Linked DNA regions of Mus musculus: regions 1, 2, 3, 4 and 6 are each linked to region 5. A link is a loop called in an ENCODE intact Hi-C map of the cell type or tissue named here. Cell type or tissue: heart. All regions are shown on one strand. Region 1 holds the start of Bid (BH3 interacting domain death agonist). Region 2 holds the start of Usp18 (ubiquitin specific peptidase 18). Region 3 overlaps Usp18 (ubiquitin specific peptidase 18). Region 4 holds the start of Gm44148 (a long non-coding RNA gene). Region 5 holds the start of Pex26 (peroxisomal biogenesis factor 26). Region 6 has its middle 60 kb from the start of Iqsec3.

Evidence for each region. Hi-C counts contacts between places; a loop is a spot of excess contacts. Peaks named below come from ENCODE experiments on the same cell type or tissue, not always from the same donor. Only the 100,000 strongest peaks of a DNase experiment are listed, where the experiment ranks them.
Region 1: a loop joins it to region 5, with 2.8 times the contacts of the local background. A loop is called at or near these places in 9 of 42 quality-filtered maps.
Region 2: a loop joins it to region 5, with 2.5 times the contacts of the local background. A loop is called at or near these places in 13 of 42 quality-filtered maps.
Region 3: a loop joins it to region 5, with 5 times the contacts of the local background. A loop is called at or near these places in 20 of 42 quality-filtered maps.
Region 4: it touches region 5 in a loop (8-fold over the local background); 19 of 42 quality-filtered maps call a loop at or near these places.
Region 6: a loop joins it to region 5, with 12 times the contacts of the local background. A loop is called at or near these places in 19 of 42 quality-filtered maps.

Annotation. Positions count from the first base shown.
Region 1 is chr6:120,912,817-120,917,816 of GRCm38, forward strand. It overlaps Bid (BH3 interacting domain death agonist), which reads right to left and starts at 4,008. Exons shown (of 6, transcript NM_007544.4): 1 at 3,918-4,008. In heart, a CTCF peak has its summit at 2,615; DNase peaks (open chromatin) are centred at 335, 2,313, 2,475 and 4,065; H3K4me3 peaks cover 1,552 bases; H3K27ac peaks cover 749 bases.
Region 2 is chr6:121,243,043-121,248,042 of GRCm38, forward strand. It overlaps Usp18 (ubiquitin specific peptidase 18), which reads left to right and starts at 2,864. Exons shown (of 11, transcript NM_011909.2): 1 at 2,864-3,020. In heart, no CTCF peak of the experiment used is centred here; a DNase peak (open chromatin) is centred at 2,829; H3K4me3 peaks cover 1,274 bases; H3K27ac peaks cover 459 bases; H3K27me3 peaks cover 1,288 bases.
Region 3 is chr6:121,257,934-121,262,933 of GRCm38, forward strand. Usp18 (ubiquitin specific peptidase 18) reads left to right here. Exons shown (of 11, transcript NM_011909.2): 5 at 3,122-3,201; 6 at 3,434-3,580; 7 at 4,169-4,261; 8 at 4,726-4,893. The region is part of intron 1 of Gm44148 (a long non-coding RNA gene); the gene reads right to left. Among named protein-coding and RNA genes, the nearest start is that of Gm44148, 12 kb to the right of the region's middle. In heart, a CTCF peak has its summit at 2,820 (motif pointing right); a DNase peak (open chromatin) is centred at 2,797.
Region 4 is chr6:121,269,153-121,274,152 of GRCm38, forward strand. It overlaps Usp18 (ubiquitin specific peptidase 18), which reads left to right. Exons shown (of 11, transcript NM_011909.2): 11 at 1,320-1,765. The coding sequence ends at 1,365. Gm44148 (a long non-coding RNA gene) reads right to left here and starts at 3,586. Exons shown (of 2, transcript XR_003956358.1): 1 at 3,403-3,586. In heart, a CTCF peak has its summit at 2,956 (motif pointing right); DNase peaks (open chromatin) are centred at 2,969, 3,329 and 3,429; H3K4me3 peaks cover 807 bases; H3K27ac peaks cover 590 bases.
Region 5 is chr6:121,182,774-121,187,773 of GRCm38, forward strand. Pex26 (peroxisomal biogenesis factor 26) reads left to right here and starts at 894. Exons shown (of 5, transcript NM_028730.6): 1 at 894-1,709; 2 at 2,937-3,077; 3 at 4,486-4,793. The coding sequence starts at 1,492. In heart, a CTCF peak has its summit at 2,161; DNase peaks (open chromatin) are centred at 1,078, 1,678, 2,158 and 3,030; H3K4me3 peaks cover 2,213 bases; H3K27ac peaks cover 1,364 bases.
Region 6 is chr6:121,530,718-121,535,717 of GRCm38, forward strand. No RefSeq gene overlaps it. Among named protein-coding and RNA genes, the nearest start is that of Iqsec3, 60 kb to the left of the region's middle. In heart, a CTCF peak has its summit at 2,354; no DNase peak of the experiment used is centred here; H3K27me3 peaks cover 307 bases.

The sequences.
Region 1 (5,000 bases), 270 kb before region 5:
TACAGAGAAACTCTGTCTCGAAAACCAAAAAAACAAAACAAAACAAAACAAAAAAATCAAAAACAAAGAAGGTTTGTCACTGAAGGAGGGAACAGTAGCCTAAGGCAGTACAGGCCTTCCCTGGCTGTGGCCATCATGGTGACAGTAGACCCACTATGGGCCAGGAGATCCCTCCAGACTAGAGAAACTATGCAGGAAACTGCAAAAAAGCATCTGTCCTGTGTCTCACGACACACAGATAGGCAAACTCTCACTACATTTGGCTGCCTTCTTCCACACAGCCCAGTCCTGGGCCAGGGTTTAGCTATCCTCACCCTTCCAGGCATAGTGCCAGAAAGCACACTGCCCTTCTTAGGCCGATCCAGGGGCCAGTAGGGAAACACCTGGCTCCTAAGTACTTCCTAATGTCTGTTTGCATTACTGGGGAAGAAGGGTAACTTAAGGCAAACCAGGGCTAGGATATGGCTCAGTCTGTAAACTCCAGGCCTATATAAGCATAGGGGTCTGAGCTGGGATCACGAGGACCATGGGAAGGCTAGTGTAGTGCTCTGAGCCTAGAATCCGAGTGCTGGGGAGGCAGAGACTGGAGTATCCCTAGAGCCCACTGGCCAGCCAGTCTACTAAATCGGTGAGTGAAGAGTCCTGTCACACACAGGGAAATGTAGAGAATGACTGAGGAAGTCACTTGACACCAACAGAGACAGAGAGGGGGAGGTGGGGAGGGGGAGAGGGAGAGGGAGAGGGAGAGGGGTGGGAGAAGAGAAGAGAGCACAAAACACTTGTCCTCTGTTTTCTGTTCCCTTGATTTCACTTGGTTTTGTTTGAATGTTTTTGGAAGGCTAACATGTCTGTGAGGATAAATGCCCATAAAGCCAACTAAGAACTCAATTTTCAAGATGGCAGCACCTCTAGAAATGGTTGCCTTTCATCTTGTTTAGCTCAGGGTAGATGCTACCACCCTTTTGTCGGAAATATCCCTGTTTGGACCAGCGAAAGTCGAGGGAGAAGAGTCAGAGAGTAAGACACAGTGAACTGGAGACATCTGCTGTGGACATCTGCCAGGATGGTTCGTGGGGGAAACCCCACCATAAAGGTCCCTGGCACTAAAGTTCCAGCTTCCCCATTCATACACCTAGCTGCCCTGTCTCCCTCTACCTGCTAGGGGGAAGAGTCCACAGGAAGGGGCTGTGCATGTCTGACTCAGTGGCAGAATGCACATGGAACAAACACTAGGCCGGGGTTTTCCCTAGTGTTAAAAAAGCAAACAACACCGTGGGCATCCTCTCTGTTCCTTACCCCCGAGGACTATTGGGCTCCACAGATGGACCTCCCTTGGGAAGCAGGGCGCAGCCTGAGAATCAGGTGGTACAGTTAAACTGGGAGTTTTCCACCTGATTTTGAGACCCTGGGTAAGTAAATTAGCCCCTCTCTGCCCAATGTACCTTTCTGAAGAAGGAAGTAATAATCTAGTCTCTAATTATTGTAATACGACATGAGTTAATTAAAATAAACGATACACTCTGTAGTCCCAGTACTTAGGAGGACGAGGCAGGAAGTACTCTTTTGTTTTGTTTTGTTTGTTTGTTTGTTGGAGGGTTTCTCTGTACAGCCCTGGCTGGAACTCAGAGATCCACTGGCCTCTGTCTCCTGAGTTCTTGGATTAAAGGTGTCCCACCACGGCCCAGCAAGGAGGTATTGTTGAGCAGGAGTTGGAGACAAGTCTGGGCGACATTCTGCCTTTTAAAAAAAGAAATTTGAGAAGGAAAACAAAGCTCTCTGTGGGCTTATCAGACCCAGAAGGCTCTGTATAGCACTTGCCCATCACTGCCCTCCAACCTGAAGCTTCAGTTTATCTGTCTCCTTCAGACTATGAGGAAAAATACATGTGGCCTCTGAGACTGGCCAGCCAGGCAGCGTGCCCAGAAAGAAACAGAAACACCAGCTGCCCTCCACAGCCACGGCCCAGCAAATGGTGGCCAGAGATACAACCACAGACAAAATGTCCAGTGACCACAGACCCACAGTGGGGGCTTCTTATGGACGGGCAGTTTCCAACTCTCATCCTTGGAACCATCAGATTCACTGTCTCCCTGATGAGGAATGGCTCTTTGGTCTTGAACACAGCCTAGATGTGGGTCCCCAACCCTCAGCTTCCCACTAGAGAGCAAAAGGGCAGCTGGAAAAGCATGCAGTGCCCTTCGGAAGGTCTAAAAGGCTGTGTCATCAGGCCTTCCTTCCGGAGGCCAGGCACCCAGCACTGTGCCCCCCCCCCCCGTAGGCTATTCTTTCTTGCAAATAAGAGGAACCAGGTAACCTCAAGCTGTGAGCATCACTTCCCCTCCCCCAGCCTCGCCAGTAACTGCCCTAACAGCCCACTTTTCAGGTACACCCTCAACTCATCCTTCAGAGCTCCAGTAACCTGGCCACCTTGGGGCTACTTAAATCTCTTTATAGAGCATGCCACATCCAGCCGGCTTCTCTTCACTTGCCATCACCAAAGCCTGTACCCAACTCCACCCCGCAGTAGCCAGGAGATAGCACCTTGCGTCAGTGGGTGAAATGCCTGCTAACCCAGCTGTAATAAGCCAACCTCCCTGCCATTCCCTCTCTGGGCAAGAGAGGCAGTAGAGGCCAGGACACACACAATCGCCACCCTGCTTCCCCACCACCACCCAGCCGAGTCCTTCTTAGAGCTCAGCCCACTCAAGTATTAAAGCCTCTGAACTCAGCCCCAGCACTGGATCAGGCTCCCCCCCCCCCCATGGAAACACTCAGAGCTGACTGCCAGGGTAGTGCCTGGGACCAAGTCCCAGGGGATGGGGCAGGGCTGCAAAGTCTCCTGGTTGGGTAGAGCTGGAATGTGGAAAGTCCACATCCTTCTTGTGGTTTCTCCCAGCTCCATTCCACAGCTAGCTTATCCTAGACCCGGCTTCAAGGTAGTCTTCCAGTAAGGGCAATCCTGGCCATGGCACCAGGCAGTAGCCTGGGAAAGTAGGGGAGCCCTGCCTGGGTCCTCAGGATGCTCTTGACTCAGAACTATGTGGCTTATCAGATGAAGGTCAAGCCCAGCCTAGAAGTCCCATACTCAACACCACCTGGTCCTTTACAGAGCTCTTCATTCCAGCCTCTCACCACCCACAAAGTTCTACCCTGATCCGTCCCTGGTCCACACTTATTTGTTGAGTATGTAAATGAATGTACGAAAGAATGAATGAACGAATGTGTGAATCCTTGTGGGCCCAGGCCACTTGGTGGCTGAAGACTGTGGGTTTCTTCTAGAATCCTATAGGGTTATTCAGCCAACCATTCAACAAACTTTTTAAAAACATCAGCAACCAGTCTGTGCACATTTTCAAACCATTTTGGGTACTGGAGATGCGGAGGGGTCAGCCACTTCCTCACAGTTCAGGCGTGAGTGTGAGCTGTGCACACAGTAGTGCCCACGGGTGTAGGAAAGGTGCCCCTCGCTGCAGTCTTCCAAGGTCTGTGTTCCCTGGGTTGGGGTTCCAGGGCTTTTGCAGGGCCCATTTGTGGGCTGTAGCCGTTCCTTGTTGATTTTTGTGGGTGGCCATAGCGGAGCGCAGCGAGACCTCAGGCCCGCCTTTCCAGCTCTGCGCGCACCTGCCGAGTGGCGCGCGACCGCGGGGACCCCGGGTCCACCAGGAGGCCTGCCCGAAGCGGACCAGGACCGAGCGCTGAGGGGGACCGCGAGTGGCGCACGCCCCAGGCCTTCGAGTGAGTGCCTTCCCCTCAGCTCCGCGGTGGCACCCTGTGGCCGGCGCCCTCACCCCGCCTCCATCAAGGCGCAAGAGCCCCGCCATCACGAAGGATCGATAGCATACGAAACTGAGCTCCGTGCCGACCCCGTCCTCCCAGAGGGGAACTGTGGGGGCGCCCAGTAGGGTGGGCATACTCACCACGCAGACGCCGCTGCGCCGGTACCGGGCGGCGAACGGGCTAAGGCAAAGGTTTGCGGAGCCACACTCGGCCCGGCGCTCTACTCCACCTACCTTTCCTCGTGCTCGCCCGGGAGCCCCGCCCCTGTGATAGCCCCGCCCTCCGGATGCTCCGCCCTCCGACTGGCCACACTTTGCGGAAACCCAAGGGTCCTACCGGCTCGCTACGGGGGACAGGAAGGAAGGTACACCCGGAACCTGCGCTCCCCAGAGTCCCCAAAGCCTGGGCGACCTGCCCTCGTGAGGATGGGGTGTCATACTTGATCCCGACCTCTCCGCATTGTCTTGATGTATTACATAGCAGGGTTGGCACACTCAAGACTAGTGACCCTGTCAGAATCGGCCCTATCAGAGATGCTGGGAGGTCCCTATTGTTTCTCCTGCGCAGCTGCTTGCAGAATTTTTAAACTCTTGTGGGGAAGGCAGGGATGGGGGTTGCGGGGTTCTCGGTCATGGAATGAATCAGCAAGGATGAATGTGGAAAGAACCAGGAGGCTAGCAGATAATCTCAAACTGCTAGCTAGTTCCCCTGTCCAGAGAAGTCCCAATGCTATATACTTAAGTGCCAGCCAGTACCCCCAAAGGACACGTGACAGTGACAAAAGTGAAAGAGAAACAAGAAAGTGAATTCTGGAAGTATGAGGAAGTAAATAGAACCATGGAAATTGCTGTTCCTGAGCAGAGAAACTGGATCTGAGAAGACAAAAAAAAAAAAAAAAAAAAAAAAAAATCACATGGTTGGTGTGTGTTTGTGTGTGTATGTGTGTATTTAAGCCAGAGGTCAGTGTTTTCCTTCATCACTCTCCACCTTTCCACCTTTTTTTTTTTTCTTTTGAGATGGTGTGGGGTGAGGGGAGTGGACCAGCTTCCCAGCTCCACGCGTGATTTCCCTAGGCTGACTGCCAGGTGAGCTCCAGGAAGCTTCCACTGTGCACCAATAACAATGGAATTGTAGATACACACAGCACTCTATTTTTTACATGGGTGCTAGGGATCCAAAGTCCAGTTCTTACGCATATGAAGTACTTTACAAACCGAGCCATC
Region 2 (5,000 bases), 60 kb after region 5:
TCTTCTCTCTGATGCCAGAGTGGGAAATTATTACCACTCAGGCTTTCTCAGCTGCCCCCCGAACATCCTTTCCAGCGGAAAGATCCAGTTCAGGGCACGTGGTTTACCTTCACTACCGTGCTCAGGGGCTGTTCCTCATACCTTGGATTTTGATAACCTCGACTAGAAGACAGCTAGCTGATTTGCAGAACATCTGTCACTTGGGGTTACTCAGATGTTTCTGTGGAAGCAATCAGGGCAAAGGTCGGTGACAGGAGAGTAACAGGAGGGAGCTGTGTCCCTTTCTGTTCACGACATCCTGTTACATTCTGTTCCTCGGAGTGACTGCAGCTGTGCAGACACCAGTGATCTCCACTGCTGCGGGAAGGACACGGCTGGCTTTGTGACTACTTAGTGTTTACACCACTTGCTTTATCTGCAGCCACAACGTAGCATGACATGCGGGATGCTGCCGGTCATTGGTGTGTGTTCCTGGGAAAGTCCTTGGACGCTGTGTAAAATACCCAAGCCTCCCCCACTCTCAGTTTACTCAATTATTCACTTGCATTGGTACAGAAAACCATCTTCTGACTTCCCTCCTATTCTTTGAGCATTTGCCTTTCGGCAGAAAGGGGTCTGCTTAGGTTCCTCTTGTGCTTTTCTTTGCCCCAATCCGGGAAACACCATCTCCCTAAGCATCTCTGGTTTCTTTTGTTTGAGAATAACCACTAGAAGCCAGAAGCCATGTTGCCTCTGAGTGTCATCCATCCATGCACTCTCAGTGGGGCAAGCTAGGGAATGTACGCACACATACACACGCACCCCTCTCTAACTACTCACCGAGAACCACGGATCTATGCGAACCCAGAGCTGCAGGTCTTGGGTCCCATTCTTCACCTTCAACTCTATTCCGGGGCAATTTCAAGCAAGTGACCAGTTCTAAACTGTTGTGGATTTGCTCACTTAATTCTGCTTCTGGGCATAACTAGTCTCTCAGCTCTACCAGTGCCCTCTCACGTGGACCCATTCCTCACCCTGCCCGTGTCTCCTCAACACATGGAACCCCACTCCAGTTCTCTAGGCTCTGAGGCCCAGGCGAGCCACATCTGCTCTATATATGAATGGATTCTCTAACTAGAGTAGGTTCTGACATGGGTGGTGGGCATATTGTCTCTCCACCAAACCACCATCCTGGGTCACTGTGGGGCACTGCTGGAATCTACTTCAGGAATGCTTACCAGCTCAGTCTACCACCTGGTTAGAGCCCTGAACTTTTCTGAAAGGCAAGGAGAGACCAGGGGTAAGAGCATGGAGAGTCCTACTAGGAGTTATAATGGGTTCTTGCATCATCTAGGTATCTCCTGTCCATGATTGACACTAGTCCACTCCGTACTGGTACAAATGCCAATCACTTGCTTCACTGAACAAGCAGGGTTGGGAAAAAAAAGTTGCTTGGCTATAAGGAGCTGTTTGCTAATCACCACTGGGAACAAATACAGTTTGTTCCCTAGAACTCTACAGGTACGATATATTGATCAAACTATCACATTTTATAACATCCTCTTTTCATCCTCCCCCCCCCCCCCACCAGTTTTTGATGTTCCTGTTTTTGGATACAACCAAACAGATAGAAGAAGAAGAAGAAGGAGAAGAAGAAGAAGAAGAAGAAGAAGAAGAAGAAGAGGAAGAAGCTGGTCACATAATTGATTGATTTGCAAATGTATTGGAGACTTAATGTATTTGTCCATGATATGTGCAGATGCCACATTGTCTACCTCAACCACTGATCAAGAGACTTTGTTTTACCCTGAGGGCCATACCCCACTTTCTATTTCCAAACATGGACATCTTGGTTTATTTTCAACAGCTGTGTATAACTCATGCTTCACACACACACACACACACACACACACACACACACACACACACACACACACACACACACTATAGGCAGGCAGACATATTTGTATATCTTACGTTGAACTACAATAGCAAAACAGAATATAGACTCTTCCAGATTTCATAAAGTCCTGGTAGCTTTCGATTAGGGGTATGTATCTCTCTGTCATCTTTGTCCAGTGCTGGGGGTAGGGAGTGGAGGACCCCTCTCAGAACAAGCGCATGGGGAAACCTCATTCTGACTAGCCCAGCAGCTAACAGATCCCCCTCTCCCTCAACTTATAGCCTCATATACAAGATACATCTGTAAAGAGCTAGCAAGCATTTCATGTATGTACATCCCAGAGCCTCCAAACCCGGCTCGGCTTAGACTGTATTTGTTCCTCGCAGAGCTGTACCTTCATGGCCACCTCGTGTGCTAACTGCAATGGTCTGCTATTTTCCACAAATGGTGGGACTGGTCAGAGGTCCCGTTAGAATGTTGCTTTCAGCACTTAGCCATTTGTCGTCCTGAGTTAGTCATAACCTCTTTGATAAAATAAAAACATTTTATCCTATAGAATTGGGGTTAAACGTAGAGGCACAAAAGAACATTGTGCAGATAAACTTATCTTCAGTGTTTAAGGATAAGCCTGGCAATTAACAGAGATGAAGTAAATGTTATCGCTGTCTCCTTACCCCCTGGGGACAGCCTCAGCAAGGGAGTTATCTGCTGCTGGCTTTCAGAGCAGAAGGTACAGCAACTGGGAGTATTTCCAATCTTAACATTGCAGATGAAAAAAGAGAGCGTATCCAGGAGTTACCGGGCCAGGTCCGGCTTGTCGTGTCCTGGTGTAGGCGACTGGACTGCGGGTTCTGTAGGGGCGCGTACAACCGCTCCGCCCGCCCGCCCGGTGCCTGAGTTTCGCTTTCCTTTGGATCTAGGGGAAAACGAAAGCTTGGCGGTGAGGGGGGCGTGGCCAGGCGTGCAGAAGGCTTGGCCGGCAGTGCCAGGGCGGCTGTGCCTAGGGGACAGCAGACACTCCTGAGCTGAGAGGCTGGGAGGCAGCAAGACTGCTCTGCTCCGCGGTGCCGCGTCCTCTTCTGTAGCCCTTTGCAGATGCTGCTCGGTCTTCGCTCTTTGGCTTGACTCCGTGCTTGAGGCAAGTTTGGGGCTAACTTTGAAAGTGTCCTTTATCCGCCAGAACTTTGCTTATACATCTCCAGATGATTAGGAATTTCCTTGGGTTCTGCAAATAGTGGCGGTCTGTATTCTTGGCATGTATATACTGGGCCAATGGATTTGCTTCCCAAGCATTTATATTATTCAGACTGTAGTCGTGATTTATGTTTAATTTAAAAAAGTAATTACCAAAGTGGCTTGTTAAAAATTCAAACAATGCAGACAGATGTGTAGAGTTGTTTCTCTTAATTTGCAACTCAGTATCATTTTTATGTATACTTTATCAGAAACATTTCTAATGGATATCTTTAACATTGCTCTGTGTCTTGCTTCTTGTTCTGTGCCTTTCTAGACCAGTATTTTAACTGATGCGTTGTATGAGAAGTGCGGATTTAGTTAAATAATTCATGGACATTTAGGTTCGGTCCTGTTTTTCCTGGGATAGACGTTTTATCAACAAATATCATTTTTATGCTCTTGTGCAAATACTCAGTCACACGTTAGGAGAAACTCCTAAAATAGAAACCAGCGGACTGAGAAACCGGAGAGATTTTTGTCCAGTATCATAAGTCAGGGTGCTTTAGACCTGTTCCCTGGCCTGTTTTTCCATCTTCTGTAAAGAAAGCTAAATATACCTTTAAGAAAAAACAACAACAAAAACCAAACAAACAAAAAAACACAACCTCCCCCAACTCCCCTGGAAGTCCAAGTTTGTGGTGTTTCAAAATTACAACTTAACTTCATACTTAATATCTTTAGAATTAACTCAAAAAGTGAGGCAAATATTTCAGAACATTTTTAGAATGTTTCCTGTGAAGTGTCCTTTGTGTGTTTGAATACCGTCACCTCCTTTGTTCATAAGAACTAACTGGGCAGAAAGTGGCGTAGCAGATGAGGTGTATGCTCCCTTCTGACTCACTACGCACTAGCAGAAGACTTTAAAAAGAGAGAGAGCTTTTTGCTTGCTCTCTCTCTCTCTTTTTCTTCTTCTTTTTTCACTCTGGAAAACCGTGCTTCATGGTCTTGGCACTTTTACGCAACATGATGTTTATAAGGAAGAAAATCACGTTGTCTCCCAATTGAGTGTATCATGTGACTGGGCTGTGGCCAGAGCCCCAATGGGCACATGAAAGGTGTATCAGCATCTCCAGGCTGAGGGCATGTCTAAGGACAGGCTAATGCATATCATCCCACACCGGCCAGAGGAGCCCCAAGTAGTGTGTTAGTCTGGGTTTCCTCTGGAGAGATCTGATTTTGTCTGTTACAGCACCATAGCTCAGAAGAGGCGAGCAGATTGTTAAGAATGAAGGCAACGCCCAGAGCAGTAGTTCATACCTTTAGAAATCCCAGGGATTTTAGCCCTAGGAAGGCTGAACGAGGCAGGGGGAGTAGAGTTTGGATCTGGTGTTTCAGCTCACACTTGTAATCACAGCATTGGAGGGGGCCGAGGCAGGAGTTTTGCTGAGACTCTGAGGCTAGCCTAAGCTACATAGTGAGATCCTATTTAAAAACACCTGTGCGCAAAAGTTTGAGGCCAGGGGATTTCAATACCAGGGCTTGTCTCAGAAGGTTTGAAGACCAGGCTACTTAGATATTGCTGGCATTGTGAATTTTATCGGGCATTTCTATCTGGGAACTGCTCTCCCCAGACCCCCAATGTGTAACAGCTAGGGAGGGACTCACCACCCAGAATTCCCGTATTGTGTCACTGGCTCGCTAGCTCTTGCTCTCAAGACCCTTGCTGATTCTGTAGCCTGTGGTGGTTATTTCCACCATCTCTCCTCATTGCAAGCTTCAGCAAGGATGGAGGTAGTCTTCTGCTTTGGAGTCAGCATGCCTCGAATCAGTGCATGAGTTTGGGAATGCAGCGTTCTCGGAGCTGGCAGCTGTATGCCTGGTTCAGCCTCATCCTGTCTGCCCACTTGCCCGACCATCGTACATCTCCACTTCCTTCCTCATG
Region 3 (5,000 bases), 75 kb after region 5:
TATCTATATTTGCAATGACTTGGAAAATTGTCATTGATTAATTTGGTGGGTTATCTGCGCCCTTTCTTTCCCGTCTCCTCTTATAGCACCTGTATTATGAATGTTTTCCTAGTTAGTTGTGTGCAATATGTCCCATAGACTTTGCTTTTAATTTTTCTTAATTTCTTTACTTTTCATTTTTCTAATTTGGTTGTTTCAAAAGACTTATGTTCATGCTTAGAATTTTTTTTTCTGCCTGATCAATACTGTTGAGGGTCTCTATGGTGTTTTCTTTTTTCTTAACTTATTAAATTCATTAGTGTCATGATTTCTCTTTATTATCTTTATGTATGATGAATTCTCACTTACATAATGGTTTCTCTAACTTAATTGATGTTTTAATTCTCTAGCATCTCATTAAACTTCCTTGTAATAATTTGTTTGAATTCTCTGTTATACTATATATATATATATATATATATATATATATATATATATATATATATTAGTTTTCTTTCCTTTGAGGACCACTGCTAGAAAGTTATTGTGCTCCTTTGGAGATACTAGGGTGCATAGTTTTTCATGATTTTTAAAAAGATCCTGATTTTTGAACTGTTAATTTTTTTTTGTAGTGATCATGCGTATTTTGCCTGCGTGTATTTTTGTGTACCATGTACCAAGTTAGGTGGTACTCTTGGAGGCTAGAAGAGGTTGCTGGATCCCCTAGGACTAGAGTTACAGACAGATGTTAGACATCGTGTGAGTGCTGGGAATCGAATCCAGGTCCTCTGGAAGAGCAGCCAATGTCTCTGTTGGTATTTGAGTATCTGGTGGATCAGTTACCCCTACCTTAAAAAAGGATACTCTTAATTTGTTGCAAGTCTTAGAGGAAAATTAAATGTGGGTTTGACACACATGGCCTTTATTTTTACTTTTATTTTAAGATTTATTTACTTCTGTGTTATTGTTTTAAACATGTTAGCCCAGGCAGACACATGCATGTCACAGCGTGTTTGACATGGCATGCACATGGATAGTAGAGGACAGCTCTGGGGGATTCTCTCCAGACATAGTGGGCTCCAGAGTTTGGATTCAGGTCCCTCGGACTTGCTCAGACAGGGCCTCTACTCTCTGAACTATCTTGTCTGTGGTCTGTTTTTATTTTGGGAGCATGTAATCGCTTGTATGAAGAAACAGGCTCCTAGAAGTGTCTAGCCATCTCATCTATACTCCCACTCTTCTTAAGCTTCCCATAGTGCTTTGTGCTCCCCAGGGGACCATTTATTCTTGTTTGAATTATGATCATTTGGAACTTGTCCTCCATTAGAATATAGGTTCCCAGGGATGTGCATTTTCTTTGGTTCACGTCAAGCCCTCAAGTGTGAAGTGTACAGTGGGACAGACAAGTATTCTTGGGACCGCAGACTCTTGGCTCTGGGAACCCTGATGAGGTTAAAAATAACGACTGCAGATGGTGACCATCCGACTTTCATTTCTGCCACTGTGATAAAATACCCTGAAGAAAAGCAACTTGGGGGAGAAAGGGTTTTAGCTCACAAATCCAGGGTACAGTTTGTCATAGCAGGGAAGTTGGAATGGCAGGCAGAAACCTGAAACAGCTGGGCAAATCACACCCAAGCTCAGAGAAAATGAGTGCAGGCCTGCTTTCTTCTCACACTTGGCTTATTCTCTGTATGCTCATATGATCCAGGACCCAGGCCTAAGAACAGTGTGGCTCACAGTGATCTGGCTGGGTCTTCCCGTAAGAATTAAAACAGTCAGGACAACCTCTGCAGTTTTTCCCACAGGCCAACTCATTCTAGACAGTCCAGACCCTCTTCCCAGGTGTTTTTTGATTGTGTCAAGTTGACAATTAAAACTGACCACCCTAGAAGTTACAGAGTTGGCTCAGCAGTTAATGGCACTTGTTGTTCTTGCAGAGGACCCAGGTGTCGCTCCCTTCACCCACGTGGCGGTTCACAACCATTTGTAACTCCAGTTCCAGGGGATCAGATGCCCTCTTATGACCCCTTATGATGTCCAAGGCATGCACATGTTACACATACTTACATATGGGTGGAACATCTACACATACAAAATCAATAAATAAATCTAACAAAACAAGACAAAACTGACCACCACAGTACCACAATCCAATCTCTTTACATCAGTGTTAGTAAGCTCTGTGTCAGGAAATCTTCTGCATAATTCCCTGGCTAAATCAGTGTAAACCATCTGACAGGTTTTTTCGAGTCGTCTGATAGACTGTTTTTGAGTTGGCATTCATTATATAGATGAATTAATATATTCAATTTAATTGGTATATTCGCATTCATCATTGTAGATTTGATGTGCATAAGGCAACGGGAATGCCATAGATTTTGCCTACAGGGAACTTTAGAAGCAGGACAGGTCAAAATCAAATGAGAACCAAGAGCATCAAGTTTGTGCTGTGATGTGTATCATGAAGGGAAGACAGTGCTGTGGTGGAGATGAGGCGTGTTCTGAGAAACTGCCTTGGCCCAAAATGTCTTTGCATTCTGGCACAGTCTGCCCTTTTGTGAAACAGTCCGCAGCGCGTTTCTCGACTTTTCTGACTCCCCACTTCTTCAGACCAACACCATTAAAGTCAGCTGTGTTCGTTCCCGATTTCAGGCCTACTTAATATGACAGGTAGACAGTTCCCTGCAAAGTTCCTGCTCGTCTTGCTAGGATCATATAACTCCATGGATTTCCCATGGCCTTTTCTTTTTGCTCGTTTACTCAGGCACCTTTGGGGAAACCTGGCCAGATTAGCAAGAGGCCCTGCTTCTAGTGACGTGAATAAAACTTACCACCAGGGGGCGGACGAGTCCAGCCGTAGTATCTGCTCAGCAGAAAAATGAGAGGAAAATAGTTAGGGTTCTGTCTGTCCGCCAACAGAGAGAGGATGGTGAGAGAAAGTGGTGGCCCTATGACCTTGGTTCTAAGAGAAACTCTTGAAAAAAGAAAGAATCAACACCAAGCTAAGTTTTCATTTAGTTTTGTTTTTTTTTTTTTTTTTTTTTTTTTGAAACGAGGGAAATCTAGGAAAGGACAAAGCGCTGAGTGTTCATGCGGCTGGTGTCCCGTCTCCTTACTAACTGCATTTCCCCCTGACCAGTGTTTGTCCAGCACGATGCTGCTCAACTCTACCTTACAATCTGGAACCTGACTAAGGACCAGATCACGGACACAGACTTGGTAAGGGCTGGAATCTGGAGATGTCAGAGATGTGAGATGTTGCTTGTGGGACGTGCTCCACTACTGTGTGCTGGGTGTAGCTCCCCGGTGCGTACCTTTATGTGCGGGAGGAACAAAATTTTGTGTCAGCCATTTCTAGAGCTTCAAACAAATAAACAAACAAACAAACCACCCATGTACCCTGACCCAAAGTGGCTTCTGGGTCATCGAACCTCCTTGCTCTCTCTTGCAGACAGAGCGGCTGCAGGGTCTGTTCACCATCTGGACGCAGGAGTCCCTGATTTGCGTGGGCTGTACAGCAGAGAGCAGCAGGAGGAGCAAACTGCTCACACTCTCTCTTCCTCTTTTTGATAAGGACGCAAAGCCTCTGAAAACCCTGGTGAGAGACTCCTTGTTGGTGACTTGGTGAATCCCTAGGTGGCCGGTTTCCCCTTGTTTCTATCACCTTCCCTTGGATTTTGTAAACATAACTCCTGAGCCAGCAAGATGGTACGGCAGGTGCTTGTTGTCAAGCGTTGTGACTTGAGTTTGATCCCTGGATCCTACATGGTGGAAGAAGGGAACTAGAGAACCAGTTCTTGTTCTCCCTGTCTATGCCTTGGCATGTGTACATGCCTCTCTACTATAATCAGTTAAAAAAAATGTAATGCAATTTTTACAAAGTGGCCCGTGTTTCACTTGTATACTCTGGGCCAATCTCTCCTTTGACTTGGGTGAGGGTACCTTTTTCTGTCCTCTTCTGCTTTCTTCACGTTCTTCCTCCCGCAAGCCCCTTCCAGTTTTGTTCCTCTCTCCCATGGGTGCTTTCTGAAATTCTGCCCCATGTATCACATGTGCCCACTTACGGGGAGTGGAGACCAAGTGGAGACCAAAGGGTAGCTTGGGTTTCCACTAGCAGGGGAAAAGGGCTGTCTTTGAGATGGGAAACATGACTGCTACTTTGTGCTTGTTCTCCTGGGCGGGGCAGGAGGATGCCTTGAGATGTTTCGTCCAGCCCAAAGAGTTAGCAAGCTCCGACATGTGCTGCGAGAGCTGTGGGGAGAAGACGCCTTGGAAACAGGTACTGCTTACATCCGGATGCGCTGTTCTGGGTTTGCCCCGTGGGGTTTCCTGACAAGTCTTTGCAGACCCATTAGGGCATCTTATAATGGCTGACATAGGGAATCTGGGTACCTGCGGTCCTCGGGCTTCTCATTTGCACAACTTCAGACTTAGCATCTCAGACCTTGTCACTGAGAGGGACAGGAAGAACTTTTTAGAGACAAGAGGAGAGGGTTTGAGAATAGTAGGTAGGGCCTTCTCCTTAGGGTGAGATGCGTAGAGTACGTCTCACGGTTCCTGTACCTGAGCAGAGGCTTCCTGTGGAGATGCGTGGTGGGTGACACTCAGTCACAGGAGTCTTGAAGGTGCTCTGCTGCTCCCGTGTGGGAACGAGCACATTGCCAGCCTCTGCTGACACTGCTCTGACGCTGCCCGTCTCCTGTGCCCAAAGATTTCATCTTCATTCTGATTTTGCCTTTTCAGGTTCTGAAGCTGACTCATCTGCCCCAAACCTTGACCATTCACCTCATGAGATTCTCTGCCAGGAACTCGAGGACGGAAAAGATCTGTCACTCAGTTAATTTCCCTCAGAGCTTGGATTTCAGTCAGGTTCTGCCAACCGAGGAAGACCTCGGTGATACCAAGGAACAGGTGAGGCTTGCCTTCCACCCCTTATTCACCCCAGCAGAGTCTGTGATCTTCTGACATAACCGTCCGTCCCTCTCAGCTGCTGCACACACTCACCCATGAGTGCTGTA
Region 4 (5,000 bases), 86 kb after region 5:
AGAAGGGCTGGGTTCTTGAAATCTGATGAACTCACTCTGAATCCTCCGCCATGTGAACCCCCTAAGGCTTCAGTGTTTCTTACATTCTGATGACTCCCCAGACTAACCAGTCAGTTTCATCCGTGACTACCGCCCCACGACAACATGCTTCTCTCAGTACTGAGATTTCAGTGATGCCTATGGGTTTATAATGGAGTCCAAATGACCATCTGCCATTTTCTTCCTAGTTGCAAAGCCCCGCTTATCTTTCCATTGTGCACAGCCTTTACAGACTGACCTTGGCAGATCTGTGGGGGCTTCTCAATGCTGACTTTGCATCTTGAGCCTGCCTCTCCACAACAGTTCTAATTGCTTGCCTATATAATTCTCTTTCACATTTCATATATAATCTTCAAGGGGAAAAGGGCCGCCCTGCCCTTCCCTTCCCTTCCCTTCCCTTCCCTTCCCTTCCCTTCCCTTCCCTTCCCTTCCCTTCCCTTCCCTTCCCTTCCTTTTCTTTTCTTTTCTTTTCTTTTCTGTCTAGCAGTGGCTTGCATTTAGTAAACCCCAACAAATAACTCTTAAATCCAATCACTATAGAGGAGATGCTAGAAAGAAAAATAAAAGGCTGGATGAAGACAGATCAAAGAGTCTTTGTAAAGCTTTCTTGACTGCTTTTTTTTTTTTTTTTTTTGGGGTCTGGGAACAATGGCTTACACAAAAGGTGATCAGAGATGGCTCTCAGCTAAGAGGCAGGCTTGTCCACTTGAAAACTAAAGAGGCAGATGCAATTGTGTTTGAAAGCCTCTGCCAACCCTTTTGCCAGCTTTTTCTTATTTCTCTCAAGCACCTCTATTAGATGCCAGATCTCTGTTTCTGATTGCTGCTGGTGTCTTCCTGATTTACTGCAGGAACTGGCAGACCCTCTGTAAAGACTGAGGGAGGACGTCCTCAGCCCCGTGGAACACAGCTCCTGTGGCAGCTACGTGGCTCTGCCCTCGTAGCACAGGAGGCTGCACACAATAGATGAATGAGTGACTTAAATCGGCTCTGTGGCTGAATCTGTTTGCAAACCACAGAGTTGTATTTAGTTAAAGCTCACAGATTTCCATCATCTTATTTAGCTGTCCATTTATAGCTCCTGATGCAAGTCACCATTTTGGCTCTCTGAGGGAATGGCTAGGTGGGTCATTGACCTGAGTGTTAGGTGCTTGACCTAGGAGCCAGGAGGTTTGCTGGTGCATGTTGCAAGAGCCAGGAGGTTTGCTGATGCAATGTTGCACTTGGTTTCACTGCGAATGCTTCGTTTTCTGGGCTGACATGTGCTCTCTGTTTTCTAGGCGGGAAACGGCCTATCTCTTGGTTTACACGAAGACTGGATCCTGACAGATATACTCACACCTCCAGAGAGGGATAGACTCTTATCTCCTCTCCTGTACCCTTGTCTGCTGCATTTCAACGAGAATAATAATTTAAAAACAATTAAGCCCTATTTATAAGCAAAACTATTATTGCAATGGCTTAGATGTAGTTTGTCTCCTGAAAGCTCACACACGGAAGGCTTGGTCTTTAGATGGCAGTGCTTAGGTGACAGAACTTGTAAGAGACAGGGACCAGTGGGAGATCATCGGTTCATGGGATCTCTCTCCTGAGCACTAATAGTTCTTCTTCCTGTTTCTCTACACATGTTGTGATGCAAATGTGGGGGATACAACATGCCAGGGCCAAGCTGGTTGGAGCCTCCAGCCTTCAAAATTCTGAATCTAATAAACATTATTGCACACTATTCAGCCTCAGGTATTTTGTTATAGCGATAAGAAATGCATGGATATAATTGTTAAAATACTAGCCATGACCCTACACTGGTCTTGATCAGATGGAATGGATAATTTCACCAGCGGGTCTGGCTAGATCATCCTGATTGTGACTGTCAGGACAAGGCAGGGTCTATTCAGTTGGGAAACTGTGGGAGTCCAGTCAGACAGGAATCAGTGCTTGTAGGAGAAATTGGGTTGACAAGGGACAGCGGAGGGAAGTATTTTAGTATTTTACAGCTAGCGTGAAACTAGTATGTACTGTGTTGGCTCAGGATTTTCAAAACCTACTTTAATAAGGGTTTTTAAGGGCTTCCACCTACCAGAGGTGGGGGAAAGAAAGGCTACTAGGAAATGGGGGATGTGGACTTTGGGGGCAATTCCAGACTTTGTTGTCAGGATATCAGCAGTCTAATTCAAAACACCAAGCACAAATCAGTAGCAGGGGCTCAGTGCAGAAGAAACCGAGGCTCTGCCGAACTGGCACGAGTCAGCAGGAGTGGCAAGAAGCGGCTCTCTCTATGAAGTCATGACAAGCGAAGAGTAGCAAAGCGTTGCAAGGCGGACCAGTAGGAGCATCCTCGCACTGTCTGTGGGGTTATATTTATATTCTTTTTAAATACCACAAACTCTCTCAAGCATGCCTGTGTTCCAGCAAAACATATCATGCCCTCTCACAAGAAAGCTTCTAGAAAAACCCACGTTATCTATTCTCAGAAAAAACATCCTCTCACCTATCTGCTTCAGCAAAGCATCCTCTCATAAGACAGCTTCCAGACAAACATCCTCTGACACAACTGAGTCGCCAAAGAAACTAGAAATTTCCACCTCAGTACTGGCTAAAAATCAGCTCAACTTATTACTATTAATTATTATTATTACTGTATTACATTACTGTTGTTGTAACTGTATTATTAATTACTAGTGTCTGTCTGTATGTGCCACAGCAAGCATATGGAAGTTGGTTCTCTCATCCCACTGTGGGATCCAAGGACCGAACTCAGGTGGTCAGGCGTGTTTATTACAAGCCATTTTACCCCGTGAACAACCTCATTGACCCTCAGCCTCCCTTCTTTTGATTTGTTTATTTTTTTCTTTTATGAGTATGACTGTTTTGGCTGATGTTGATCTGTGCACCGCATCCATCCATGAAGTACCTGTGAAGGCCACAAGAGGGCATCAGATCCTCTGGAATTAGAGATGGTTGTGAGCCACCACATTGGTCCTGGGACGCAAATCCAGATGCTCTGGAAAACAGCCAGTGTTCCTAAAGGCGGAGCCATTTCTCCAGCCTCTCAGCCCTGACTTTAGTTTATTACACATTTACTTGGAAAATATATGGTGATTATCCAGTCTCTGTGAGGGCAGTCTTGTTACTTTTGCATAGTTATGACCGAGGTATCTGCGAGAACGATCTAAAGGAGGAAGGACTGATTTTGACTGGCGCTTTCAGAGGATGCACGGTTGCTTAGCCCTGTGCTCATTATGGCAGCATAAGTGTAGCGGAAGTAGATTCCTCCCCCGACGGTGGACAGGAAGAGAGAGAACTTGAGAGCAAGAAAGAGGAGGAGCGTGAGAGGATGAAAGAATGGGCTTGGGAATCACTTACACCTTCAAAGTCGCATTTCCATCATCCACCTCTTCCAGCTAGGATCCACCCGAAGTCTCACCCTCTTCTCAAAACAGTGCCAGTAGCTGGGAAACTTGTGGTTTAATGAAACACAATCAAAGTGCATAGCTATCTATGGCTGCGCTACAGACACTGAAAGTGAAAGCCCTCTGCTGTGGGGCGGGGCCCCGTCAGCCTTCCAGTGGGAGGGGCTTAGAGGGAAGAATAACTGTAGGGAAAGCATACACAGTCCTGGGGCAAAAAACAAAAACAAAAACAAAACAAAAACAAACAAACAAAAAAAAAAACAAAAAAAAAACCCCAAAAACAAACAAACAATCAAAAACCAAAAAACCAATATTCAAGGTTGAATGAAGTTTGAAAACATGACTTTCCCATGCTGAGGAAGCAAGTGTTCAGGGGTGGAGACTGGGAGAGAGGTGGAAGGTCTCAAATAGGCTGAGGGGTTTGGATTTAACCAGATGGCTAATGAACTGCTGAACGGGCTAAGGGGGGGGGGGGGGAGAAATGCTTAGTTATGTTATGGCAAAACTAATTTTCAGGTAAAAAAGATTACAGAAAAACATTATAGTGGGAACAGAAATTTTTAGTGAAGGATGTGGTGGGAGTGGGGTGGGGAATCCAGAGGCGCCAACAGCAACCTGGGAGGTGAGCAGGGTCGGAATTAAACAATTCATACATTCATATACTCGACTTCTTGTTCTGTGTTTCAGAATTTTATCAGTCTTCTCTAGAGGGACTGAACTGTTAGGATGAATATGCATTAAAAAGGGCTTCATTAGAGTTGCTCACACTACTCGGCCTGGATAGGCAGACAATGGCCATCTTTACAGGGAGAGGCTGAGGACCAGTAGCTAGTGCTTAGCCACATGGCTGGACGCCTCAGCTCCCCATCAGCTGCTGAAGGAGTCCCCAAGCGCTGCTTGTCTTTACCTCGTGTTGGCGGGCTGAGGAAGCTGAGTTCTGGTGTCAGCAAAGATGGTGGCTGCAGTAATGGCATCAAAAGCATAGATGCTCTTCCAGGCAAGAGGCTAAGAGAAGCAGGCAAAGAGCAGAAGCTTTCCCCTGCGACCTCCTTATAGCTGGTCTGCTACCGGAAGGCAAGGCGCTGCCCACCGGAAGGGTGTGTCTTTCCGGTGGGCATCAATTAACCCAATAAGGAAAAGTTCATCATGGGCATATCTAGGTGCTCTTAGCCATGGAGACAGCTCTCCAGCTTTGAACCAGTCTTTAAATGTAATATACTAGTTTATCTCCTTTTGTTAAAACTTACAGGATAGGTCTTTAAGAAAGTTACTACACAAAGAGAAAGCTGGGGAGATGGTCTCTAGCCTCTGTGGGCACCCGTGCTCATGTGCATGGACCCACAAGCTGGCACACACACCTATGCATAATTAAAAATAACAAAAATAAATCTCTAGAATGTTTTTATTTGTAGAGAATATATGTGCTATATTTTCATTTAAAAAGGGGAAATTTAATGTAAAGCTCTTTGATGTACATATCCATCTCTTTATTTATCATAGTCTTAATTAAAGCTGTTTATTTATCACTCATATATGAAAATAGCAAAATGA
Region 5 (5,000 bases):
CGCTGTCTTATCCAGTCACTAAGGAGCAAGGGATTCTAGGAAAACTTGGGAGAGAGTTCAGAAGGTAGAGAACTGGACGAAGTAAAACCATGAAGACTGAGTATAAATGTGGAAGAGATAGGAAATCCTGCCTGAAGCACAGATAATTGGTGATTTATGAGTCTGTGTAAAATTATATAATAGGAAGTCAGGTGTGGTATTGCACTCCTTTAATTCCCGGCACTAGGGAGGCAGAGGCATAGTTCAAGGCCAGCCTGGTCTACAGAGTGAGTTCCAGGAAAGCCAGGGCTACACAGAGAAGCCCTGTGAAACACAAACAATATAAATAAACACATAAAAATACATATTTAAATGTATTTACTTTTTGTATATTATAAAGCATCAGTTCTTACATTGGTTCAGTACTGTTTTGAAGAATTGCATGACATGTGCATGGCTTTGTTTTTATGACATCCTTATTTATATAAACAATGCAGGATCCAGGAGTTTATGTAACTCACTTGTGTGTTGATGGTTCACCTACCTAATACAAAGCACAGATCAGATCTACCTCTGCCCTGACACTCCTTTCAGCCAAAAAAAGTGCTTTCTTTGGTTTGACAATGTTTTTGTGACTTATTTGTCGTGTGACCTATGTCACCTGTAAATAGAGTAATAGTCCTTAACTCATAGAGATGAAGAAATAACAGACAGAAAGCGCCTTTCCATTCTGCCACACTTTATAGCAGCATCGAACCCAGGAAGAGGAAATAGCCAGCTCCATAGTTTTCTTTTTCTTTTTTCCCTAAGCTTCCAGCAGACCCTTCTCAACGGACTCCTTCAGAGGTTAATAATAAAGGTGCAGGTAGCTCCACCTCCTAACTGGAATTTCTTCCGTTCGTCCTCTTCCGGTTAGCGAAGGAAGGATCACATTTCTCAGGACAAAGGCATTTCACTAATGGTTTAGCTTCCTCATCTTTTCCACCCCAAAGCTGGCGACCCAGTGCGTTCTCTCTGGAAGATGGCAGTCTCTGGGCGCGAGAGGTTCCCCGAAGCTTCACAGACCCAAGAGCCCAGGACTACAACTCCCAGAATCCTTCGCTCCAGCGTGCGCGTGCGTCGTAGTGGCTAAGAGGGGTGGAGAGGAGGTGTCCACCGTCGTGGGTTCCCCGTGCAGGTCTTCTGTTGTCGCGCTCTCTACTCTGGGAGTTTCGGTGCTTTTAGCACCGGTCCAGGGACAGGAGGAACTAGTGCTGGGCCTTCGGCAGCACTAGTCTTGAACAGACAGTCTTGAACAGGCCAGTGCCCCAAGGGTTAGGCTGTCAGTGAGCGCAGGCTGTGCCCGGGTCCAGCTCCTTCCTGGTCCTTCCTTAGGAACAGACCTGGAGAGGCGCGGAGGGGAAGAGTGCGAGGCTTGCGGGACATCTACCAGGCCCAGTCCGAATTTCCAGGAAGCTCCCGAGAAGCTGTCCTCCTGACGTGTGAGGAGACCTGGTCGAACCCAGGCTGGCTATGAAGAGCGACGCCTCGACGTCTGCAGCCCCTTTGAAAGGGCTCGTGGGCCCTCTGCGGAGCAGCGAGCCCGCGCTCGCCCTCCCCGCTGTGTCCCCCGCGGTGCACCTGCTGGAAGAGGCGTCCGACCTGTTGGTGGTGCACCTGGACTTCCATGCCGCACTAGAGACTTGCGAACGAGCCTGGCAGAGCCTGGCGGAGGAGCCCGTGAGTGGCACGTACGTGCTGAGCTATGTTCCGTTCTGGATCCTTTTGGGGAGGAACTCGGGTCTCTGAATATCTGGCATTGTGAGACTGCGCCAACCACACACCTTGCTTTCCCTAAGGGATCCTCTTTGAGAGAGGCTGGTTGCTCATCCTGCACCCGTGAGACTGTACAATGAAGTCAAATCATGCAACAATTTGGAGGGACGCCACAGTCAATTCTTGGCTCACCTTTTCAGTGCAGGACAGGGTAGATGTCTTTTAAGTGTTCAGTCGTGAGGAGGTTCAGTAAGCAGGTAGCAGCCTTCTTTGGGAACACACCTCCTATTTAACCTAGCCTTGGCAGGTTATAGAAAATGGGGGGTAGAGCGGGGTGTCAAGGCAAGAAGCACACTGTTCTGGTCCTGTTGCAGGACTGAGTGAATTATCTTTAGATTGCTCTGTCTAATGCATTGGCCTCCTCTGACAGCTGGAGGGCACCATTTCTCTGTGGAGTAAACCTTCCTAAGAGCTGTGTGAGGCCACGCTAATGGCGGGAGTAGTCAGAATAGTTAACTGAAGAAAAGCAAACACTAGAGAGACTTGACTGTGGTTTTAGAGGGATGAAGGTTGCACACCCGAATGTTGAGGGCTTTGCTTATGCCCATTGGATGTAATTTTATAGGGTTTTGTTTTTCGTCTTCATATTGAGACAGGGTTTCTCTGTGTAGCTCTGACCTGCAACTCACTGTGTAGACCTGCCTGGACTCGAACCCAGAGATCCACCTGCCTGTGCCTCTCAAATGCTGGGATTAGAGGCATGTGCCACCACTGCCCGGCTGGACATAGACAATTCTAAAAGACCAGTTAAGCTCCTATAGGAGCACCCAGCCAGAAGCCTCACCCCATGCCCTTTTCACAGTCAGCACACACTTAACTCCCACTCTCCGCCAGTGAGCACGTGCATGTTCACGGTGTGCTGTTCCCACAAGGTTACCTTTCTGTTTGTTCAGTTCTCATTCCACTTGGCTGCAGAGATGTGCGTTGGGCCATAGCTCGTGTGCCTCTAAGAGGTTTCCAGAACTTAACTCCAGGGTGGAAGGGCAGCCCAAGAGACCAGTGGTGAGGCCTGGGCCAATAAATAACAGAAAAGGTAAAGGTGAGCAGCCTCTGGGTCGGACGCTGGCTTCCTGTCCCAGCGTGGAAGACGGAGTGGAGAGAGGGGAAACAGCCTGAACCTGACTTGTGTTTTCTCTTGTCAGCATTGTGGAGGTGAAATGCTCCCTGTGTGTGGTGGGGATCCAGGCTCTGGCAGAAATGGATCGATGGAGAGAAGCCCTGTCCTGGGTCCTCCGGTACTACCAGGTTCCTGAAAAGCTGCCTCCCAAAGTCCTGGAGCTGTGGTAGGTCCTTGTGCTAGAACCAGGTCAGGGTCAAATCATGGGTCCTCCTGAGTCAGGGTCTCCTGACTCCTTTGTCCTCATTCCCAGTCAGTTCCCTTCGAATTCGGGTCTCACTGTGTTCAGACCTCACACAATGGCAGTTAAGGATGAGAGGCGGGCATTTGGGAGTAGGATGGAAGAAGAGAGAGCACACCCAGATAGTAGTGAAACAGGCTGACAGGAGGACAGAGCCAATTGCGCTTCCTGATGCCTCCTGGGGATCTCTAATTCTTAGAATAAATTCAGGTGTATGTGGGTATGTGTATAAGTGGTATGTGTATGGTGTGTGTGCATGTGGGTGCACATGCATGTGTGGGTGGAGATCAGAGAAGGGTACTTGGAGGCCTCTATCACTCTCTGCTTTATTCCTTTGACACAGGGCCTCTCCCTGAACCTCACATTTTTTCTTAGCTAGGCTGATAGCCAGCAAACGCCAGTTGATTCTCCTGGCTCTTCCTCCTCAATGCTGGGATTACAGGCGTGGGTGGGGCCACATCCAGCTTGTCACGTGGCTGCCAGGGTTGCAACTCTGGGCCTCAGGCTTGGACAGCAAATATTTTCCATTTTGTCTTATTCTGCGTAAGGGTGTTTTGCCTGAGTGTTTGTCTGTACTGCATGCATTGTATGTCTACACTACATGTGTGCCTGGTGCCCACAGACGCCAGAAGACGGCATTGGATTCCCTGGACCTACGGTTACAGTCAGTTGTGAGCCTCCATGTAGGTGCTGAGAATCAAACCTGGGTTGCTCAGGAGGAACACCCAGTGCTCTTAACTTCTGAGCATCTTTCCAGCCCTCAGTCTCTCATTCTTAAAAAAAGTTACTATTATTTTTAAAAGTTATTTGTGTGTGCACATGAATGCTGGTGCCCTCGGAATCCAGAAGATGGTCTCAGATATCCCAGAGCCTGAGGAAAACCTGAGGTGGTTTTGAGCTGCCCAGGATCGTTGCTGTGAATAAAACTCTAGGGCTCTGCAAGAGCAGTGCTCACTCTTAATCACTGCCTACTACCCCTAGCCTCTAATATTATTATTAATATTTTAAAGATTATTATTTATTTTATGTATGTAAGTGTACTGTCACTGTCTTCAGACACACCACAAGAGAGCATCAGATCCCATTACAGATGGTCGTGAGCCACCGTGTGTTTGCTGCTGGGAATTGAACTTTTGGAAGAGCAGTCAGTGCTCTTAACCGCTGAGCCATCTCTCCAGCCCCTGGTCTCTAATTCTTAACAGTGTCCATGCTCCACAGGGACAGGCTGGAGGACCTGGGAGGGTAGGATTATAGACATTTGTAGTTTTGAAGATAAACCCCTATAGAGCACTGACTCTTCTTTTGGGGGGGACTGTGTTGTTTGGGGACACAGCATCCTTTTATACAGCAAAATGAAAGAGCCCGGAGCTGTGCTGGATGTGGCCAGTGCCTGGCTCCAAGATCCAGATAACCAGGGCCTTCCTGATTATGGATCGCTGGCCAGACTCCACGTGTTCCGGCTGCTGCTACCCTCGGGTCGCTTGTCAGAGGCCGAGGAACTGGCAGTGCGCTCTGCGGCCTTCAGCGAGGAGCAGCGGGTAGAAGCGCTCCAGGCCATCCACTTAGCACGGCAGCAGCACACGCAAGAGCACACGCAGGAGCACTCGGACTCCCAGGAGCCCCAGAAGCTGAGGCAGGAAGGTAGGACATCAGGGCTTTGTGGCCTCTGCAAAGCAGTCTCGTGGCATCCCCTCGACACTGCTGAGTTTCTTAAGCTGAGAAACTTAAGACTAAACTGTGTTGTATGCAAACCAAGCCAGACTCTGAAGTTGGAGCGCAAGGAGAGAGTCTCACATGGGGGAGGTGGTGTGGGGTCTCCTGACCCTGACTTGTCTCTTGAAAAGAGAC
Region 6 (5,000 bases), 350 kb after region 5:
AAATGATTTTCCAAGAATAGATGCCATTTGTCTTTCAACATCTTGTTCCTGGGGCCCACACAGCCAGTGCCCTGTTCCCCTAGTGGTTTTGTTTTGCCTTTTTATGACATTGGTCACCCCTGAACCATTGACCACTTAGTGATCGGTTGCCTGCATGTCCTGACAGTCCCTCTGTCCAGCACACTTAACTACTCCTGGTCTCCTCATTTTGGTGGATGGAGCTGGGCTCAGGCCTCCCACGACCTTTGATGGACAGCCTGCCTATCTAGCAAGTAGCTTCCCAAGAAGAATCCGAGTACATGTTGATGGTATCTATGGGTTGGAACTTCTGGGTGAACTTTAGATTCAGGATTGCTGGGTTCAAGAGTAAAGCTATATCTAACTCATCGAAGGCTGTCAAATTCTGCCATGGAGCCACCAACAAAGTCCAAGAATGACAGGTTTTCCAGAGGGATTAGAATTTTAGATTTCTGATAACTTCACAGATGGAAGAAAGCCTGGGAGAGTCTTTTTCATGCATATGCAAGTACACGTGGAGGTGCTCGGAAGTTGGAGGCTAACCATGGTCTGTGAGGGACAGCGGCACTAGGCTTCCCTGAAGGTATCTTCCATATATATGTATATATATGTATGCATACATATATGTATATATATGTATGCATATATGTGTGTATTAAATATATATTATATAATTATTACATAATAATATTACATAATATATGTAAATAAATATATATGTTAAATATATATTTAACTTTTGAAACCTATGAATGTTTACATGTTTGAAAAACTGAACTAAACCTACAGAAAACAAGAAACTCTGAAGTTGAAAATAAGCCCCTCCCTCATCAAATTAATGCCTAGCCATGTGTCAGATTAACAACACAAGTGCACGACAGCATCCTGGTTTTACATAGCTTTATAACCTTTTCCTCCCTCCCTCCCTCTCTCTCTCTCTCTTTCTTTCTTTCTTGACAATGTTTATCTGTGTAGCCCTAGCTGTCCTGGAACTCACTCTGTAGACCAGGCTGGCCTCGAACTCAGAAATCTGCTTGTCTCTGCCTCCCAAGTGCTGGGATTAAAGGCGTGCGCCACCACTGCCTGGCTCATAGCTTTATTAACCTTATAAGAACAAAAGAGAAAGAGGTAAATGAGTTCCATAGGATGCTTTTGTTGTTGTTAGCAGTCGTAACTTTTATTTATACTTAGTGTAGTGGGGCAGGGGCAGAGCAACCACCTTAATGTCAGTGTGGTGAGAAGCCACGTGGTTGCTTGGCAACAGACTGTCCCAGATCCTTTCCTCATCAGTAGGTGTACATCCTCCGTCTACGCGCAGCTGTGCCAAGACAAAGGCAAGACGAGGTCGAATTAATTCTGGGATTTGACTCAGAAATATCAACACAGACGCGTGCTTATGAATATGCACTTCCCAGGCCTGTCTACCGAAATGCCCGGTAAATCCAGGAGCCAAGGTCACCTATGTTTCTGAACATTTTCTCCACGGAGGGCAAGGAAGTACCTTGGAAAGGGAGTGGGCCTACACTGGAGATGAGAAAGGGGCATTCCAAGAAGCTGGGAACCCATCCACAGTGTTATTAAAGCTGGCTGGGGTGGGGGTGGGGCAGAGGTAGGGAGTGGGGGCGGGGTCCTACCAGCCAAGTTTGAGCTGATTTCAGCATCAAGGGCAACCTAGTACTCTGAGAAGAAAGCTATAAGGAGGATGGAGACCAGGAAGCATGGCCGAGGGTCCAAAAGTCCTGACAGCAATGCAGCACTCTTCATCGTGGAGAGGGAGACAATAATCCCAGCAGCGCTCTGTTCACAGTTATCATAGAATGATGAACAACAGAAGCAGAAGGAGCAACGTTCTAAACTGCTAACAAAATGAGAATGACTGTGAAATGCGCTTGGATAGTTGGGATATATCACAGTGGGACACGGTGGAATAAATCTAAACTTGCAGACAAGGAAGAGTGTAAAATATAATAGCATGACATAATAATAGCATTAAAAAAAACGTACTCTTAAGTAAAGGTGATGCATAGGAAGATAAATAAAACATAATAACAATGACAAATCTTCTGTGTGTGAAATTACCATCTGTTTTTCCATTTGATTCTCTGATTTCTATAAAGAAAATAACATTTTCTAAAACGTACATACTACAATTTAAATTTGTAAGAGGGAAAAACTTGGAACTGGATGCAGGAAGGCATTACCGGGAGTAGAAGGCATTACATTAAAATCTGGGACTATGGAATGGCTTTCTTTGGGAGAAGTGTGAGCTCAGGTGGAGGAGGATCACCAGAACAGCCTGAAACAAGAGCAGGGCAGGGAGATATGGTACAGCAGCGCCACTCAGTGGACATCTCTGGGGCTGCATGTGTTGAGATTTTCCTGTTTTGTTATTATCCCAAGACCTGGGTACAGGAGGGTAGGCTAGGTAAGAATTAGCTGCGTGGGGCCACCATCCAGCATCCTTCCAGCACATGGGTAAAGTGCCCAAGTGGGTTTGGGAGCATAAGTTTGAGACTGGTCAAGCTGAGGCAGGGGATGAGGCAACCAGAGGTGAAGGGTCTCCAGTGGATCCTTCTAAGGGTTATATAAGAGAGCAGTTTCCATCTAAGGCAAACCCCATTTCTGGGACATCCCTCTGAGGCAGCCAGTACTGTCTCCTGCCTCTCAGTCTGCACTAGGAAACTAAAGTGCACTTGTAAGTCAAAGCACACAGTGGTAGAATCAAGACGCAACCTAAGCCCATTTATAAGAGAAAGCAAGCAAAATTTGCCAAAGTCTGGCTTATTTTGCTCGATGTAATGATTGCTGCTGGTCTCACCCACTTTCTTGAAAAAGATATAATTTTATTCTTTGTGGATGAATAAAACCCTGTATGCTGATTCTATGACTTGCCTTTTGTGAGTTGTGTTGCAACATAGGTTTGTAGGACTCTCTCTGATATACCGGCTTAGACTCTTGCGTATGGCCTCGGGAGAGGCACAGCTGGCTCAAGGCAGTTCTACTTTAGTTTGGGGGGAAGCTTCCTATGGGTTTCCGCGTAGCTTCACTAATCTGCAATTTCAACAGCGGTGTACAAGGTCCCTCCCCCTCCTGCCTTACCATCACCAGTCACTGATAGGTACAGAATGAAATCTTAATGCAATTCTGGCTTACAATTCCCTGATAGTTATGAACATTCAACATTTTATATGAGTTCCTAGGCACTGCACTTTGAAAACTGACTGCTCGATGCATTCACTGGTTAATTTGGCTTTTTTTGTTGTTTTGTTTTGCTTTGCTTTGTTTTTTTCGAGACAGGGTTTCTCTGTGTAGCCTTGGCTGTCCTGGAACTCACTCTGTAGACCAGGCTTGTCTCGAACTCAGAAATCCGCCTACCTCTGCCTCCCAAGTGCTGGGATTAAAGGCGTGGGCCACCACCACCCGGCTTTAATTTGGATTATTTAATATTTATTTTTGATGCTTTTTTTCAGTTACTTATATATTACATATATATTAATCCCATAGTGGATGCTTTCTCCCATTCTGAAGGCTCTCTGTTAATTCTGTTAACTTTGGTTTTTGCTCTGGATAATCTATTTTTAATTTCATGCAGATCTGCTTTAATTTCTGGAGACGTTGGAGTCCTATTTGGGAAGTTTGTGCTTATGTGTCAAGGTGTTTCCACCTAGTGGTCTCATAGTAAAGTCTTCGATCTGCTTTGAGTTGGCTTTTGTAGACTGAGAGATAGGTGTCTAATTTCATTCCGTTGCCTGAGGATATTCTGTTGTCTGAGCGCTGCTCTCTGAAGAAGCCGTCTCTCCTCTAGGTGCTTTTGCACCTTTGCCAAAAGCCAGGTGTCTTCATCTGAGAGGCTTCTTCTGGGTCTTCTGTTCTCCTCCTTGGATCTGTGTGGCTGTTCCAGTCTGCACTGTACAGATTTTGATACCGTGACTGTGTAGTGCAATTTAAAATCCGGTCTTACGACGCTTCTAACACAGCTCTCTGTCGGGATTGTTTTGGCTGTTTGTGATGCTTCTATGTGAGTTATATGACTGTTTCTTTATACTTGTAAAGAACATTATTAGTAGTATTTTGATAAAGGTTGCATTGAATCAGTACATTGTTTTAGGAGTACATCCATTGTCGCAATATTTATTCTGCATATTCACGGATGTGGAGTCTTTCTATTCATTATTGGTATATACAATACCTACTGGTTTTTGTATGCTGATTTTCTATGGTGCTGGTCATTATAACATAGTCTCAGAACATTCTGGATTTTGCTTTCCATAAAGAGTATATGAAGACCTTCAAGCCAGGGCTAGGACTTGACCCTGATCCAGGAATCTGGGGCACTTCCAAAAGAGAAGGTTTACAATGGGACCAGGACTAACTAAGATACTAAAAATGTTTATCTCCATGTCCCTAGTCCAGTCACACCACAGTAACTCAGCCACTGCTATCCTGCTCCTGCCTCTCAGCTCTGCCTAAGTTCACACAAACTCAAGGTGGATACCATGTTAGCTTCTCCATGTAGGGGTCCATGATAAGCTTCACAGAAACCATATTTTTCATGCCTTACTTGATTTAAAACAACAACAACAACAACAACAACAACAACAACAACAAAGGAGCTATGAAGAAAGGAACCTGGGGGAGGGGTGTTGTTAGAGGGAGGAGTGAGAGGTGGGTATGATGAAGATATATTGTACACACGTGGTGGTTTGAATAAGCATACCCCCAATAGACTCATATTTGCACACTTAGTCTCTAGTTGATGGACTGTTTGGAAGGATTAGGCGGTATGGCTTTGTTGGAGTAAGTGTATTCTTGTTGGAAGAGGTGCATTCCTGGGGGAGGGCTTTGAGGTTTTAAAAGTCCATGCCAGGCCCACTGTCCCTCTCTCTGCAGCTGTCTGTGGCTTAGGATGAAGCGCTCAGCTACTTCTCCAGCACTATCCCTGCCATGATGGTGATGGACTAACTCTCTAAAACCCAAAGCCA